2 separate regions of the Homo sapiens genome follow, and region 1 is linked to region 2. Evidence: chromatin loops called from intact Hi-C (ENCODE). Cell type or tissue: Caco-2. All regions are shown on one strand. Links, peaks and the distances in the headings refer to the core of each region. The heading gives the core; the rest is flanking DNA.

Evidence for each region. Peaks named below come from ENCODE experiments on the same cell type or tissue, not always from the same donor. Only the 100,000 strongest peaks of a DNase experiment are listed, where the experiment ranks them.
Region 1: a loop joins it to region 2, with 4 times the contacts of the local background. A loop is called at or near these places in 2 of 110 quality-filtered maps.

What each region holds. Positions count from the first base shown.
Region 1 is chr10:20,855,394-20,863,729 of GRCh38, forward strand. NEBL (nebulette) reads right to left here. Exons shown (of 28, transcript NM_006393.3): 8 at 4,320-4,433; 9 at 2,847-2,951. All of the region lies in intron 2 of LOC102725112 (a long non-coding RNA gene), which reads left to right. Among named protein-coding and RNA genes, the nearest start is that of NEBL, 38 kb to the right of the region's middle. In Caco-2, for the core only: CTCF peaks have their summits at 212 (motif pointing left) and 3,089 (motif pointing right); no DNase peak of the experiment used is centred there.
Region 2 is chr10:21,168,019-21,176,354 of GRCh38, forward strand. NEBL-AS1 (NEBL antisense RNA 1) reads left to right here and starts at 5,972. Exons shown (of 2, transcript NR_046283.1): 1 at 5,972-6,089; 2 at 6,464-6,905. It also overlaps a transcript of NEBL not described here. RefSeq lists an enhancer at 5,551-6,441. In Caco-2, for the core only: a CTCF peak has its summit at 3,553; DNase peaks (open chromatin) are centred at 3,520, 5,113, 6,183, 6,463 and 2 weaker places; H3K4me3 peaks cover 2,971 bases.

The sequences.
Region 1 (8,336 bases), core at 85-8,084, 310 kb before region 2:
ACAAATACATATAAATATATGTAAAATAATGAATATATACTGAAAAATTCAGTAAATATTGTTCCCAACACAATTATCGATTTTAGTTACAAAGAATTTCAGAAACTCCTATTTAAGAAAACAAAACAAAACAAAAAAAAAACGAAGGAAAACTTAATTGAATTAAGATCTGCAAAAGAACTTCGAATGCGTGTCTTTCCTTATATAACAGTCTCTGCTACCTCCTAGTGGGAGATACACGGAGTAACACAAAATATATATTTCTTAATTTATGTAAAGTTGTGAAAGAAACTCAACACTACCAGAGGTCCATTTTCCAGGGGAAAATGTTTTCCAAAACTTTAATTAGAATGATTTTACACAGTAATTAAGGCACTCATATCACTCTTTAGAGTTTGGGTTAAAATAAAAGTAACTCTGATGTTGCTAAAGACATCTAGGGGTCTTTAAAACAATAGCTACTGTGACAAATGGATAATTTTGGCAGAATATCTCTTATTGAGCAATCTTATTCAATCTTTTAATTTATAAATCAACACAACTCCAATTTTTTACATTAAAATGTTAAAGTAGGCTATTCTTTGTTTCTTCACAAATGCTAGATAAAGGAGGCCATTCTAATATACAATAAAGTTGAGCAAATGTATACAGCTTTATACAATGTACACAACTTTGTAAGGAGACACTTCAAAAGGAACACATTTTTAAGTCTTTCTCTCCCAGGAAGTAGTCAATCACAATTTGTCTATGGGGAAAAAGAAATCTGTCCTCTAGGCAAAAGCACCACCTAAATGAAGATCTAAACTTTATATATGATACATGAAATAAGTAACGTATGACTTTGCTGTGTTTTCTCTGTTGAAGAGATGATAGAAACAATTTATATTAGACTGCGATTTTTTTCTCTGTTATTATAAAATAAAGGTCAACGTTCTTGAAAAGCAATATTGCATAGGAGTGGCACGCTTTCTTCCAGCCACCAAATGTTGAAATTACCACCATGATATTTTTATTGGCTTATTTACACATGAATCCCCATGTCCCTAGGAAATTGAATTTAAGTATGGCTAGAGAAAGGTCAAGGGCAAATGCCACTGCCATGATGAAAACTGGATGCCAAAGAATGAATGTGAAGAAAGCAGGGGGCTCAGGGAATAGAAATATATCAATTTTAGAAGCATATCTATGAGTCGTGGAGAAAAAAGACAGAAATAGAGACACTCAAGGAATAGAGGAATGTAAAAAGAGGTGTGGGAATGAAGACTGAAGTGCAAGCCAGCATGATGTAAGTGTCCTGGAACTGACTGCCAATTCTGGGCCCTCCAGATATTCCTCTAACCTCCATTCCCTGTTCAATAGCCTGGGAACATTAATGTACTGCTTTTCATCCAAGGACCAATGATTAAAAAAATAAATAAATTTATTTTTATTTTATTTTATTCTATGTATTTATTTATTTTTTAGACAGAGTCTCACTCTTGCCTAGGCTGGAGCACATTGGTGCCATCTCAGCTCACAGCAACCTCCCAAGTTTAAATGATTCTCCTGCCTCAGTCTCCTGAGTAGCTGGGATTATAGATGCCCACCACCACGCCTAGCTAATTTTTGTATTTTTAGTAGAGACGAGGTTTCACCATGTTGGCCAGGCTAGCCTTGAACTTCTGACCTCAGGTGATCCACCCGCCTCCCACAGTGCTGGGATTACAGGCATGAAACACCATGCCCAGCCAGAAAAAAATAAACTTTTAAAAACTCTGTATGAATTATTTGCATGCATAATACCATTAAGGAAGGAAGACAGTGGCAGTGATATTCCAGAAAGGAGGCTTACAAAATAATAAACATACATTTCAAAACACTGAAGCCAAGTATAGATTATTTCTAAAATTGACCTGAAGCTGTATCTCCTTATTTAACTGTCTGGAAACTAAGTTTTGCCTATAGATTTCTAAGTCTAGGCCCATCAACTGAAGACAACTATCTTCATTTTTTCTCATGTCTTCCCCAACATATATTTCTGCATCTAATCTATGCCTGGCCCAAAGCAGATATTCAATAAATTATGATTAATTTTGAGCAAGTGAGTGAGAAAGTGATTATTAAAATAGGTATGGAAATAACTTATGGTCAAATAAGAGCTCATTGCCACCATGAGATGTACAAAATGGAGCCAAATGTGTCTTAGGGCTGTCAGTTACGAGAGCTAGCGAAGTCAGGGTCCTGATGTGCTATGGGTTGAAACAGCATTCAGCGTAGTGAGAGTCCTGCAGGACTGACCACGTGGGCAGTGCACCCAGATATTTTCATCAAGACATGAAGAACTCACCTTTCTCTTCTGGTTGCCTTGACCGAGAACATGGAAACCATGACAAGACTAAAAGCGATGTGTCAATGCAGTATAAATGCTGTTAGGAATTATTTGCAGAGAAAATACAGTTTAGACTAAGACAATTTTTCATGCTACTGAAGGCGTACTAAATACAAGACACTCTGGTCTGGCCTGCATAAAGTAAAATATCCCTGACTTGAGAGCCTGAACTTCAAGTGGCTTTAATCTAACACAGATGAAGTAAGGGAAAGAAGAATGATGGAAAGGCCACTGTGCAGACACTTTGAAGTATAGTTGTATGCAGGAGATACTGGAGAGCAAGCAAGAACCTCCTTTGCAAAGTGACAGCTCTGGTGGGATTTCTGCAAGCAGAGGACTGTTTTTCAATGAGTTAGTTAACGAGGGAGGAGTGAGGCACAGGCCTTCTAAGGAAGCAGGTGAGCACATGAACGCTGCAGACATATTGGCTTCTTGGAGCCACAAGGCAACTACGGTTGCCGCTAGATGAACCACTTACGCCGCTGAGCATTTTGCTGGCTTTCAAAACATGGTCTAAAAACAACAAATTTGGGAGATCTGAAACTGGATCATGCATATTTTGAATGTCTTTCTTGTACTTCACCTATGAAAATAACATGGAACAAAATACCATCGAGGAGAAGAAAATATTATGCTTTTGCATTATTGCATTTTTCATACATCATAAAGTAGGACTATTTAGTGGTAAATGGACAGACGAATTTACAAGGAGCCACTAGATGGTGCTGATTTACTACTGAATGAATTTTAAAAAGTTATTTCTATATGGGCTTGAGAATACTTGGATAATTCCTTTTGTTGTTCACATATTCAGGAAGGGTAATGTCAATAGAATAAAGTAATTTTCACAGTAACTCTGCTTTCAAAAAATAAAGAGAATAGCCACTTTATTCTTTAGAAATTACTACAGTATTTCAACTATGCTTTGTGGAGATCTGAGGATTTTGATGTTTCCCATCCTATCACCACAGGCTTTTTTAAAGCAACTTTTTGAAAATATAATACCAGTAATAATAAACCATTGATAGCAAGCATATCACACACTTACTATGTGCCACTTTTCTAAATTCCTTTATATGTATTAAGTATTGAATCTCCACAATAACCTCTTTATTAAGTAGGTACTTTAAGTAGCCCCATTTTATAGATAAGAAAACTGAGGCATAGAAAGACAAAGACATAGTAATACTTGATAAAACAGGATTTAGATCCAAGCAATCTGACTCCAAACCTTTAGCTTTCAGCACTATGTTCCATGTTCCTTTAAGTATATTTCATCTCTATTTCTAAGAAAGCAACAGATCAATAATACATAATTTTTATACTTGAGAAGGAAATCTAAATATTTTCAACTATAGCAAAGTAATCAATTTTTTGATGTTGCTGTTTTTATACTCTAATTCTAACAAGAATTTAAAACATCATTTCTTGTAAAATGAATTTTGATGATTTTTAAAAACACAGAATGAAAACAAATCACATAAGGAAGTACTTCACAGCATTTTCACAAGGGATAAAAAATAAATTGTGAGGCATTACAGTAAAATTTCTAAAAATTTCTTTATATGATAAATTACCATGTACCAGGCAGTACTTTACAATAAACTCAATTTCATAGCCATAATTACATGAGGTAACTACTGTCCTAACCACTAATTTGTGTTAATACAGACCACTTCTCTGCAAAATTCTATAATCTATTTCCACTCTTGAACAGATATAATAACTTCATTTGCAACACTATTCCTACTTATTAACTAATTAGTAATCAGTAACCATTAAAAATTAATTACAATAATATATTTTTCTCAGAAAAAGCTTTAGAAAAATATGCTTCAGTTCAACTACAAATTACTTGGAAGCTAAGTATCAGTAATTACAACACAGTCGATTCTAAAAAAAACAAGAATCAAAAGATTTTGAAAATAATTTTCTATGAATTACAACTTACATTGCTCGCCAGTGTAGCAGCAAGCTGATTCTGCCTAAAAGAAGCACTTTCAAGAGGATTGTAATGATGTTTCTTATCCTTCATTTCATTATCAAATTTTTCTTTGTATTTAATCTGTCATAAAAGAGAAATAGTACATGTAACTTTACATTTAAAAGTAACACATATGATTTTCACGTAGATAAAATAAAAGCTACCTTAAAAATGAATGTTGCCAAGTGTAAATTCCTGGTATCCATCGCCTTCTATAAAGCTTAATTAGGCACAAAAGTTTTTATCTTTAATAAAAAAAACTCTGCTTCTACATTGATCACAAATGCAATTAGGCATGAACTCAAATCCTATTAATGAGAATTATGCACTAAAATACCAACATTTTTAAATGTCAGTTTTCATTTCTGCATTTCTATAATCTATGATCAGTTAGAAACCTAGACCACAAATGTCTTAAGGTCTAACACATTTAGAAAATAGATTCTAGGCCCCAGAATTTAAATATTTTTCCTAAGGGAATTATTCCAAATAAAGAGCATGACGTGTACCACAGTTTTTCTCATCATTTCCTATACTTCATTTGCTCAAAAATTTAGTTTTAGGAATTACATTTTCTGAAATGTCCTGGGTCAACTTAATGTCAATGTAAAACTTTCTCTGCTTTAATTCCACTAAATTCAGCAGGAAAACCATCTCCAATACTCTCTCTAAATTGTTTGTCTCCTTTTAAAGCACTCTTAAAACAACCAAAAAGGGATTATCAACTTATTTGGTAGGACTATATTTTTCTCCATGTATAGAGAAATATGAGAATGCATGTCATAACTAATTAGAATATAAACACAAGTTCACTACAAAAAGAAAAAAAAAAAAAAAAAAAACCTAGCTATTCACATGTCATACCCCCTTTAACTTACTGTAGCCAGGAAAGGGTGTATTGATTTCACAGGTCAAAGTAAGCTGTTTTGTTCTCTCATAATATTTTTCTGATGTTATAATTATTACCATGTTTGGTTTTCTAACAACATTCTGATAATGCACCTTTATTCATACATCTAAAGGCTCTGCTTTGCAGAAGACTTTATTAAAAAGCAATTTGGGATGACTCTCATCAAATATTTTAGGCATGCATAGGGTGATGGTCTCCTTCAGGGACACATGTTTGGAACCTATTAGAGAGAGCTAGAGAAAATCTTGGTGGGAATACAGCATTTGGTAAATATTTTGAGATGGTTTACAGGGAATATTTTCTGTTCTGGTTCCATTTGATAATAAAAAATTTCTGATATTCTCAATACCTTACAAACTGATTTTAAGTAATCAGCAAGAACTCTTTAAAAAAAGAAAAACTGACTTTTTTTATTATTTTGTGTCTTGAAATCAATAACAAAATTACAAATGAAATAAATTTAGATTTCCTTCAGTACTTTATACAGTAGGTGGCACAAAAGCAATGATTCACTCTGCCTGGTCGTCCCTTAAATATATAGTCTTAGAGTCTCACTCTATCACCCAGGCTGGAGTGCAGTGGCACGATCTCAGCTCACTGCAAGCTCCACCTCCCAGGTTCACGCCATTCTCCTGCCTCAGCCTCCCAAGCAGCTGGGACTACAGGTGCTCGCCACCACGCTCAGCTAATTTTTTGTATTTTTAGCAGAGACAGGGTTTCACCATGTTAGCCAGGATGGTCTCGATCTCCTGACCTTCATCTCCTGACCCACCTTGGCCTCCCAAAGTGCTGGGATTACAGGCGTGAGCCACCGCGCCCAGCCACAGTCTTATTGCCCTCTTCACCCTTCTGCTATACTTTTACCATATTTTCGTCACTGGTTCTGTCTCTCCTAAGTTTGTAGTGCCTAAAGGATATTCACTGAACAAAGATGGTGGACTCTTCAACAGCCTTCCGCTGGAATGACACTTCTGACTCAGCCAGATTCATTAACACTGTATTAGCTAAATGGTAAAAGTAGGTTATATGATCTTTGCACACACAGAGCCCATCATACTGTTTTTGCAAACTCTGAGGTTTCCAGCATAATTACACTAGAGTATTTGAAAATGATACTGATAAATTCCTTTGTTATTAAACCTTGCATATGCTCTCCCAAGTAAATGTTACAGACACCCCTTCCTCAACTTATGATGGGGTTGCATCTCAGTAAACCCACCGTAAGTTAAAAATGTAAGTTAAAAATGCACCATATACCCCTAACCTACCAAACATCACAGCTTCGCCTGGCCTACCTTAAACATGCTCAGAACAACTCCCTTAGCCTATAGCTAGGCAAAATCATCTAATAACAAGCCTGTTTTACACACGTTGAACATCTCATATAATTTGTTGAATACTGTAATGAAAGTGAAAGGCAGAATCATTATATGGGTACTTGAAGTATGGTTTCTACTAAATGTGTATCACTTCCACGCCATGGTAAGGTTAAACAGTCTTAAACTGAACCACTAGAAGTCAGGGACCATCTATGCATTTCTAAGAAACAATAATCAATCTGTTATTCATATATTTATATTAAATGTAATAATAAGCATTGTATTGTGAAATTTATCTTGTTTGAACGTTCAGTACAGTGAGTGATTTGATTCAAGATGCCTAAGGAACAAAAACACAAGTTTCCCTCATTAATGAACCACAATAGTAACATAACTACATTATATAAAAAAATGCACGGACCAGACACTGACACCCAATTGTTTCTAACCTCGCTCTTTCTGTAAGGAATGCAGGTAAAATGAACTAAGATCACCAAATGGTTGCAGTGAGTCACATCACTCACCTTCGGACTTGTTCACTCGCCAACTACACAGACACACTCAACATTCTATTGTATTTTCAATCTAGAGTTCATACATCTGTGTGTCTACCTCCTCATGCAGGTTTGCATCTTCTGAGAGATCCAGGAAATGCTTTTCCTTGACTATAACTTGTTATCCAACCATGGAACAAGGCATAACCCTTTCAGTTTTAAGATCATTTGAGAAAGGGAGGAACAGGTATTGGAGTGACTTTGCCATGGTTTTAAGACACAATGTTACTCCTTATACCTACATAATTATTCTGGAAACAAATGAAGTTACTCCATATGACTGGCTTTATTTACATTATGACTAGTGTGCCTAGTGGTCCCAATATTTATCACCTTTTTTTATTAATTTTTTTTATTTTTAATCTCTGTGGGTACACAGTAGGTGTATGTATTATATTTATGGGGTACATTATATGTTTTGATACAGGCATGCAGTGCATAATAATCACATCAGGGAAATAACACCTTTTGAAAAAATACTGTATAGGTATATAGGATCAAACTCCTAGATGTTTTTTAAAGAATTATAAGAGACAGCAGGATTTTCAGAGGCTCACACTTGGAGAAAACACGGATACTGTTAAGCTACAGTGACGGCATTGTAGCTCCCCATAACTGCACAACTTCTCATATAAAGAAATGAGAAGTTACATCTGCATATCCTCATATGAGGATCCAGATCCTCATAACTGCACCTGGGTATGTGTGAAGTCTAACACGCAAACCCAAAACTTTACACTGACATCATCTGTGACTCAGAATCGCAAAAAGCCAGCAAAGGCACAAAAAAGCAGACCCTGAATGAAGGTGTTTCACCATAGCCACATAAACACATTTTAGCAAAGAAATAGCTTGATAAGTGTACCTTAATTATCATTGAAAATGAAAAGTAAGCAAATAACACAATACTACGTATCTATAGATATCAATCCCCAGCAATCTTGGATGAAATCAAACTAAAAGCTGTCAAGGAAGACAGGACAGATTTTTACATAGAACTCATCATAAAATCAATAATATCTTTAAGTCTTAATTTTACACAACACAATATCTCTGCTCTTATTTTCCTTGCAAAATAACGTCTTACTGACTTTGCACCAAATGTTAATGATCCAGAGAATATTGGTTTAACCAGGCTCCATACACCTATTGGCAGCCTAATCTGTTTTCCCATAATAGTGGATCAAAGGCATATGAGCCC
Region 2 (8,336 bases), core at 197-8,196:
CCAATCTTACATCTAGTGTGTACTATACTTTGATCGTTCTATCAAAAGATCAAAATTTAAATATCATGTAAATTATATTTTATACATGTTCTCCTTTGCATGAAATCAAACAGAATACTTGTTTCTTCTCTAAACACATGAGAATATAAACAAGCAACATATTTAAACTGAAGAAGCACTCACTACTTCATTCCATTAAAGAATGCCCTCAGGTAGCGATTAAAATGAGAAATCTTTATGTTTTCTTACAATAATTCCAAATGTCTATGCTCATGGTTTCCAATTCTTAAGCATATTCTTAATATTTATTTTAAAGGTTCTTCATTTAATTATGGATGTTTTTTCATAAGAAATGCTACTTAAGCCCTTTTCTTGAAAACTGTGAGAGATTCTGTAAATCAGTAGAAATAATAGCAGAACTTGAATAACTGATATTGAATCTCTAATAGCTAAGAAAAGTTGTCATTTTCATAACAGCTAAATGTAAAGTATGAGCGCTGATTGGATCCTGGCTTTTAAAAAAAACTGTAAAGAACATTCTTAGGACAATGGGGGAAATGTAAAATTAGACAGGATATAAGATGTTATAATAATGCATTTGTTAATTTTCTTAAGTGTAATAAAAGCTCTATGATTCTTGAAGAAAATGTCCTTAGTCTTAGTGCATGCATGACGTAGTTTCTAGGGATGAAATGTCACGATGTATGAAACCAACTTGATGTATGAAATGGAAAAATGGCTCAACAGTGGCCGGGCGCGGTGGCTCATGCCTGTAATCTCAGCACTTTGGGAGGCTGAGGCGGGTGGATCACAAGGTCAGGAGATCGAGACCATCCTAGCTAACATGGTGAAACCCTATCTCTACTAAAAAATACAAAAAATTAGCCGGGCTTGGTGGCGGGCGCCCCTAGTCCCAGCTACTCGGGAGGCTGAGGCAGCAGAATGGCATGAACCCAGGAGGCAGAGCTTGCAGTGAACTGAAATTGAGCCACTGCACTCCAGCCTGCGCTACAGAGTGAGACTCCGTCTACAAAAAAAAAAAAAAAAAAATATATATATATATATATATATATATATATATATATATATTTGGACATATAATTAGATCAAAATATGAAGCAGCAAACATGGCAAAATGTTAATAATAGCTGAATGTCGGTGGAGGGGATAGAGATGTTCCTTGTATTATTCTTTTACTTTTTTTTCATGTATGAAAATTTTCACAATAAAAAGTGACAGGGGAAGACGAAGAGTTGTTTTCATTTAAGCATGTATATACATTGACTCCTGAACCAAACCAGGTACAGATAAAATATTGCATTACATGGAAAGCAAATGTTTCATTTTCTGGTAGCAGTATACATAAGAAAATCAATTTTCTACCATTGACCCGGAGAAATTATGGCGGCCCTCTGGCCACAACCACAGGGAGCAGCTGATTGACATGCACCACGTGAATTAGAGCCAATGAGTCAGGATCCCCAGAGGGCAATCCATACTGCCCAGCCAGTTTACATGGCAACACGTATCCTTTTCAGACTACAGACTGACAGCAGGGACCTTTGAGCCCAGAACCCTCTTAGCAGACAGAATCCAAAACTTTGCCAGGCTCCATTTTCTAGAGTTAGCATATGACATGAACCTAAAGCTAAATTTTAAATATCAGCTGTCTACACATTCATTCACTAAGGATGAATTCCTATTTCCCCCTATTTATCTGCTCAATCAAGTAGACTTCCAGGTTCAAAATGAGGCAAAAATCCTAGGGTGCTACCCTCAGAATTCAACTTAAAACTAAAAATAATGTACTGGAATCATATGAGAAATTTTAGAGAGAAAAATCTATAAACATTCTATACAGGTATGTTGAGAGTATTAAAAATAAGGTTAAGACCTATGAAACAAAACAACGGGATGTTTCTTTTTCATAAGTAGAATCATTTCCTTTTGGGGCCCACATCTCAACGTTTCTGGGCACTCATCACTATCAAGTCAAAGTGCAAAATAGCTCTTCCCAACTCATCCAGAATCTCATAAACTTTTTAAATCAGATTGAACTCGAACTAAGCAATAAGCACTAAATAATTTTCAAGTATCCCAATGCAGTCAATGACTCTACTTCAGTAGAACCTTTTTCTGTCCTTTTATTTTTGATCATTTCTTTTTCTCCCTTATCCAATTCTCTCTCATTGTTGTAATTGCTATTCTCTCCCCATTTTCTTTCTGTCTCTTTCCTCCTTCCCTCCCAATCCCTTCAGGCCTACCAGGGCCACCCAAAGGCATTGTTATCACTGGGGTTAAATTCCTGGCCCTGCCCTGTAAAGAATCCTGAATCCTGATGTGGTCCATAAAGCCTGATGGAAACAGGCTGCCCACTGAAACAGTTACAGGAAGAATGGTTCACTTTCCTTTAACCAAAGAACAATTATCCCGTTTATGGGTGCTTGGGGCCCTTTCCCTTCTCCTTACGCCTGCCTTTGATCTTTAACCAGTCATTTATGGCTCTCTGGAAGGGAAGCAGGAAATCATGATACTGAAACCTCATTTTTGCTTCACGCTATTCCAATAGGAAGCACGGTGTAGGAGGATCGAAGACATCAGAAAGTTTGGGGAATATCTGTGGACTTCCCCTCTCCAAGAAAGTCCTGAATTCTGTTCAATGCCCCCATTTTCTGATTTCTTGAAAAGTTTCTGGTCTACCTGTAAGCACTAAGGAGTAAGGAAAAACACATATTAAACAGTCTTCACCAGATAAAATTTTTTTTAAGTTATTTGCCAGAGAGGTATGAGTGATTCCATTTGCTTACCAAAAATATACTGTCTATGATAACATACTGTCAGTATGTAATGAAGCATGAATTAACCAAGGGCCCTCCATCTCTAGGAGACCTGAATGATGAACCTACTTCAAAAACTGTAGGGAGGATGAATCTCTGGCAACATTCCAGCCAAAAGGCCAGGGGTCCAAAGGCCCCTTTGCTGCCTCCAGACTATGCCAACCACACAGGGGAACTGGTGAGAAAACTCAAACATCAGGCCAGGTGCGGTGGCTCACGCCGGTAATTCCAGCACCTTGGGAGGCCGAGCGGGGCAGATCACCTGAGGTCCAGAGTTCGAGGCCAGCCTGACCAACATGGAGAAACCCCGTCTCTACTAAAAATACAAAATTAACTGAGCATGGTGGCGCATGCTTGTAATCCCAACTACTCGGGAGGCTGAGGCAGAAGAATCGCTTGAACCTGGGAGGTGGTGGTTGCAGTGAGCCAAGATCATGCCATTGCACTACAGCCTGGGCAACAGGAGCAAACTTCTGTCTCAAAAAAAAAAAAAAGAAAAAAAAAAAAGAAAGAAAGGAAAAGAAAGAGAAAACTTAACCATCAGGGCCAAGAGCTTACAGTTGAAAGCAGTCTGGGGTAGGGGGATGTTCACAGGAGTGGAGAAACATATGCCCCTGGGCAGCAAGGTAGACATTTGGAAACACTAGCCAAATCAAACCACCAGTAGCCTCCAGGAGTGATCTGAGCCCCCTCCTGAGCCTGATCCTCTCAAGGCCGCAATTTCATTACCCGCCACATGGGGGTAATAATAGTGTCCCCTAACTCGTAGGGTCGTTGTAAAGATTAAATGATCAGTATGCATAAAGTGCTTAGAACAGAGCTTGACACACGGTGAGCGCGATATAAATGCTAGCTAATTGCTATTCTAGGCTAGCAGCATGCCTACACAAAAGCCTTCCAAAGAAGGCTTACCTTTTTTAATCCCCACCTACTACAGCACTAACCAGTCGGAAGTACCCGGTCTACTTCAGTCGGTCTACTACAAACGACCTACTACTAACCAGCCAGGAATACCCATGTCTTTGGTTCCATTCTCCAAACCATTCTTTGATTTCCTGTTTAAGCCCAGAATCTCTGCAGTGGTCTCAGCTAAGACCAAATGAGCAAGACTCCTTTCCATAGCAACTAGGTTCAGGTATGAAATTGCAGTATGGCAACATCCTATGATTAAAATGGAAATTGACACAGGATTAAAATGGAAATCTACCTGACATGCACTTCAGAGCCCACACGTTCTCAGTGGGGAAGTTCAGCAGCTTCTAATAAGTGTCCCTAAGGCTGTAACACTGCGAACCTCAAAAACTAACCTGATTGAAGATGCATAGACGTTACCCAACACATTAGAAAGGTATAAAAAGCAGTGATCGTCAACAAAGTACATGGCCCCAGAGTCTGTGATATAAACAGGTAACTGGCCCCTGCCACACCTGGGTGACACAGTGAGTCAGTTCTTCAAAACAGGCAGGTCCACTGGCTCTCAAGCTCTGAGGCTGTGCCACACCTGGACAGCGTGTTGACAATACTTACGCATTACAATAGGGCTTCTTTTCATAGCCTTTGTAGTTGTTCATGTTGAGTGCCATCTTGCAGACCTCACAATGGAAACATCCTTTATGCCAATACTGGAAAAAAAAAAAAAACATTTAAAAATACAGTACAATGCCAGTTCTCACCAGGATGGGCACAGAAGGAAGGCTTTTTAGTGCATCACAGTCCCTGTAGCTGAAAATATTACAACAAAAAGAGTGTAGGGAACTGGGGATGTGTTTACCTACTTTCAGCTAAGTAAATAAAGCAGGCAGCTCTGAAAATGGAGTCTTAAAGGAAAACCCACCGCAATACACAGACGCACCATGGACGAACTGTCAAGGTTCTGTCGAAACAGCACTTCTTTGAGCAGCCAGAAACGATTTCTGAGCTCGGTTAATGAAGAAACGGGGCCCAGAGAGTGGCTTCGAAACCAAAAGGAATCCAGTTCAAAGTGTCTAAATGCAGGGTTTGTAGGATCTCAATAAATATGTGTTCACCCGAAGTCAGGCAAGCTGAGGGGGCTGCACGAGAGCTATGTAAGTACCCCTACACCTGACCAGCTTCCACTAAAATGCTGGACCTCGGACTCTGCCCGGGATGACTGTCAGGATGGCAGCTTGTTCTAAGGAAGCATTTGTATCTTCAGACGCAAATTTCCCCAGAACGCCCCTGGCTGGTTTCAACTGTCAGTCACTCCGGATCGCTCCTGGGTGTCTCTCTCCCGGGCTGTTCATCTCCGTCCCTGCCCGGGAAGGGCAGGGGGCAGGGCTGGAGGGGCCCGGCTACAGAACTACTTCCCCTGGAATTCCCCACCCGGTGGATTAGACACCCGTGGGTCCGGCTTGCCGCGCTGAGCCGGAGCTCTCCAGCAGGGATTATTCTTAGCAATGCGGCAGCGGCCGCCCCATGACATATTAATTACTATTTGCCTCTCCCCCTCGCCGCGGTCACAGGAGGCGCTGCGGGTGGGCGGTGAGGTGGGATCGCGGGCGGATCTGTGGGGCGGGGGGCGGGGGTATTGTGGAACACGAGTGGAGGTGGAGGGGGCGCGGCTCGCCGAAGTGCCCCCCTGGGTGCCCAGCCTGGTCCCTCCGGGGTCCGGGGCTGCGCACCGCCGTGCGCCCTCCGCAGAGGCTCTGCCGATGTCGCACCGCCCCGCACCGCGACAAAAGCCCTTCCCGGTTCCAACATCACAATCGCCAAGCGTGGTCTCTGACACTCCCGCTGGCGTCTTCGTTCGCGCGCCCTCCCCCCGTGCCAAGGCACACGCACACGCACCGACCCACTCATTGCTTTCCATCCCAGGTGCCAAAACTTCTCGAAGCAGGTGCAGCCCCTCGCCCGGCAGGTCCAGGCTGGCCCGGCGCCCCCTCGCTCACCTTATCCAGGCAGTTGACTTTCTCGGTGGGATACACGACTTTTCCGCAACGGGCGCACTGGGGGTTCATGATCGCGGTTCCCGGGGGCGGCGGCGGCGGCGGCTGCTGGCTCCCAGGAGCCGCTGTGACATCCCCCGGCGAGCCCCGCACCGCCTCCTGGCAGGCGGGAGGGCTGCGGGCGGCGGGCGCCGGGTAGGGAGTCGGCGCCGGGCCACGGGTGAGTGCACGGGGAGGGCGACGGGGCCTGGCGCCTGGGGCCGGCCGCGCTCTCGGGCTCGCAGGCGCTGGGTCTCGGCTCCGGCTCCGGCTCCGCGCCGCTGGCTCTGCGTCGCTCGCACTCCAGGTACGGGTGACTCACACAGTCACTCGCGCCCGCCCCTCGCGCTCACTCGCTCCCCCGCCTCGCCGCCGCCGCCGCGCAGGCCAAACCCACCGGCGCGCCCGGACCGAAGTGGCAGGGAACGTGCACGTCGGGCACCCTGGGAGGGAGGGCGCAGCGGGGGAGGGGGCGGGCAGAGACCCGGAAAGCTCCGCAGACCGCCGTGGGTGCGACTGTGCGGCCTGGGGAGTGAGCCTCGCGCCACCGCCGCTGCAGGCCGGGGAGCCCAGGTGGGCGGCGGCTGGGGAGGGAGGGATCCAGGCGGGGGAGGTGACAAACACCGGTGGGGAGAGTGCTCAAACCCGCGTACTCCCTTCCCTCCCTCTTCTCTTCCCCAGCCGGGGGCACCCTCATCCCAGGCTGACTGACGTCCCTGGCACCCAAATGTCGCGGGGAGTGCGGGGCCAGGGTGCGCCCTCCCTCCTCCTCCAGCCAGTGAAACCCGGGACAGCGGCACCCAGCCCCAGGGCGGAGGCCGTCTCTGCTGCGCGCAGCGACGCACCCAGGCCCAAGGGCCGGGAGATCCGCGGGGAACCCGGAGACCTGCGTCCCAGAGGGGCCGAGGGTTGCACCGCGCCCGCTCCCACGGGCCTCTTCCGAGAGGACGCTTCTCCCTCGTGTCCGCGGGAAGTCCTCGGATCCTGGATGAGAAAGAGCCTTCTCTCACCGGCTCCCAGACCCCGCGCTTTTTAATACCTGTCCTTGCAGAGCGACTGGTCATTTTAGGCCCGAGTCGAGCCTCTCTTGATTAATAAATGAATATGGCTCGTTTTGTTTTAAGTGTGCGTGGATGTATACGTTGTATTGTTTTGCAATTCAACACCGCAAAGATCTGGGAAAAGTTCTTCACCTGCATTAAGGAAAGCAATTACAAACTCGTAGTCCAAACCAGAAGAGCCAGAAAATCAAGTAGAAGGCTCAGGGTAGGATGAAACCAAAGGGAACAGGAATCGTTTCTTCCTTTTAATAAGATGTCAGGTTATTGGACTCACTTGATGAGAGGCAGCAAAATGAATCGAACACAGCCTGGGTTCAAAGCCTGACCCCGCCATCTAATGATGTGACCTTCTGCAAATTCTTAGTCGCTCTATGCCTCAATTCTTTAATCTACAAAATGGGAATAAGGACGCAGCTACCGAACAGCTTCTACTCTCCTGCTGTGAGGATTAAATGAGTCAGCAGTTCCGAACTGCTTCAATCGGCCTGGCTCAAGGGAAGCTCCACGGAAGAGTCAGCTAGGATTATTATAAATTGGTTATAACAAAGAAGCGAACACATTCCGTTGCTAGCGCACAGATTAAGACTCAATAATGCCACATACCAACTGCCACTGCTCTGACAAATATTTCTGTCATTTCAAAAAAATATCATGGCTGCAGCTTTTCATGACAAAAGAAAACCATTGGTTTCTGGGCCTCTTAAACAGCTGCACTGATGGACATATTCATAATAATGCTGTACTGTTTGACTTTCCAGAAGATGTAACTTCTTTAAAGGATTCACCAAATTCAACAGCCCCTGAGCCACTCACTCACTGCCATGTTCACAAGTCCACCTCAAAAGCAAATAAAATGAGAATTTGCTGTCAGAGAGGATCAGCTGTCTTTTAAAAATATTTCAGAGCTCATTAGAAATGTATGACGAGGGGAAAAAAAGTATGTGATCGCCTGAAAGGCAGTAGTTTTTTTTTAAACATTTACATTTTCATAACTGTAGATCATGAAATATAGTTTGAATATCTTATTCTCTTTTTCAAATTGTAAGCACAAAATTCAGAGCAAGAATGTTGGTGATATGTGACATTATAGCTGATTACATCTAACCTTTGAACTTTAAGTTATGTTTAATCTTTTTTTTTTTTTCTGAGACAGGGTCTAACTCTGTCACCCAGGCTGGAGTGCTGTGGCACAGTCATGACTCACTGCCTCAGTGAGTGGCAGCCTCGACCTCCCAGGCTCAGGTGATCCTCCCGTCTCAGTCTCCTGAGTACCTGCGACCACAGGCATATGCCACTATGCCCTGCTAATTTTTGTATTTTTTGTAGAGATGGGATCTTGCGGTGTTGCCCATGCTGGTCTCAAACTCCTGGGCTCAAGCGATCCTCCCACCTCAGCCTCCCAAAGTGCTAGGATTACAGGCATGTGGCACCACACCCAGATACATTTTATAATTTCTTACCAAACCAGCAATGATCACAGTGCCTGACATACA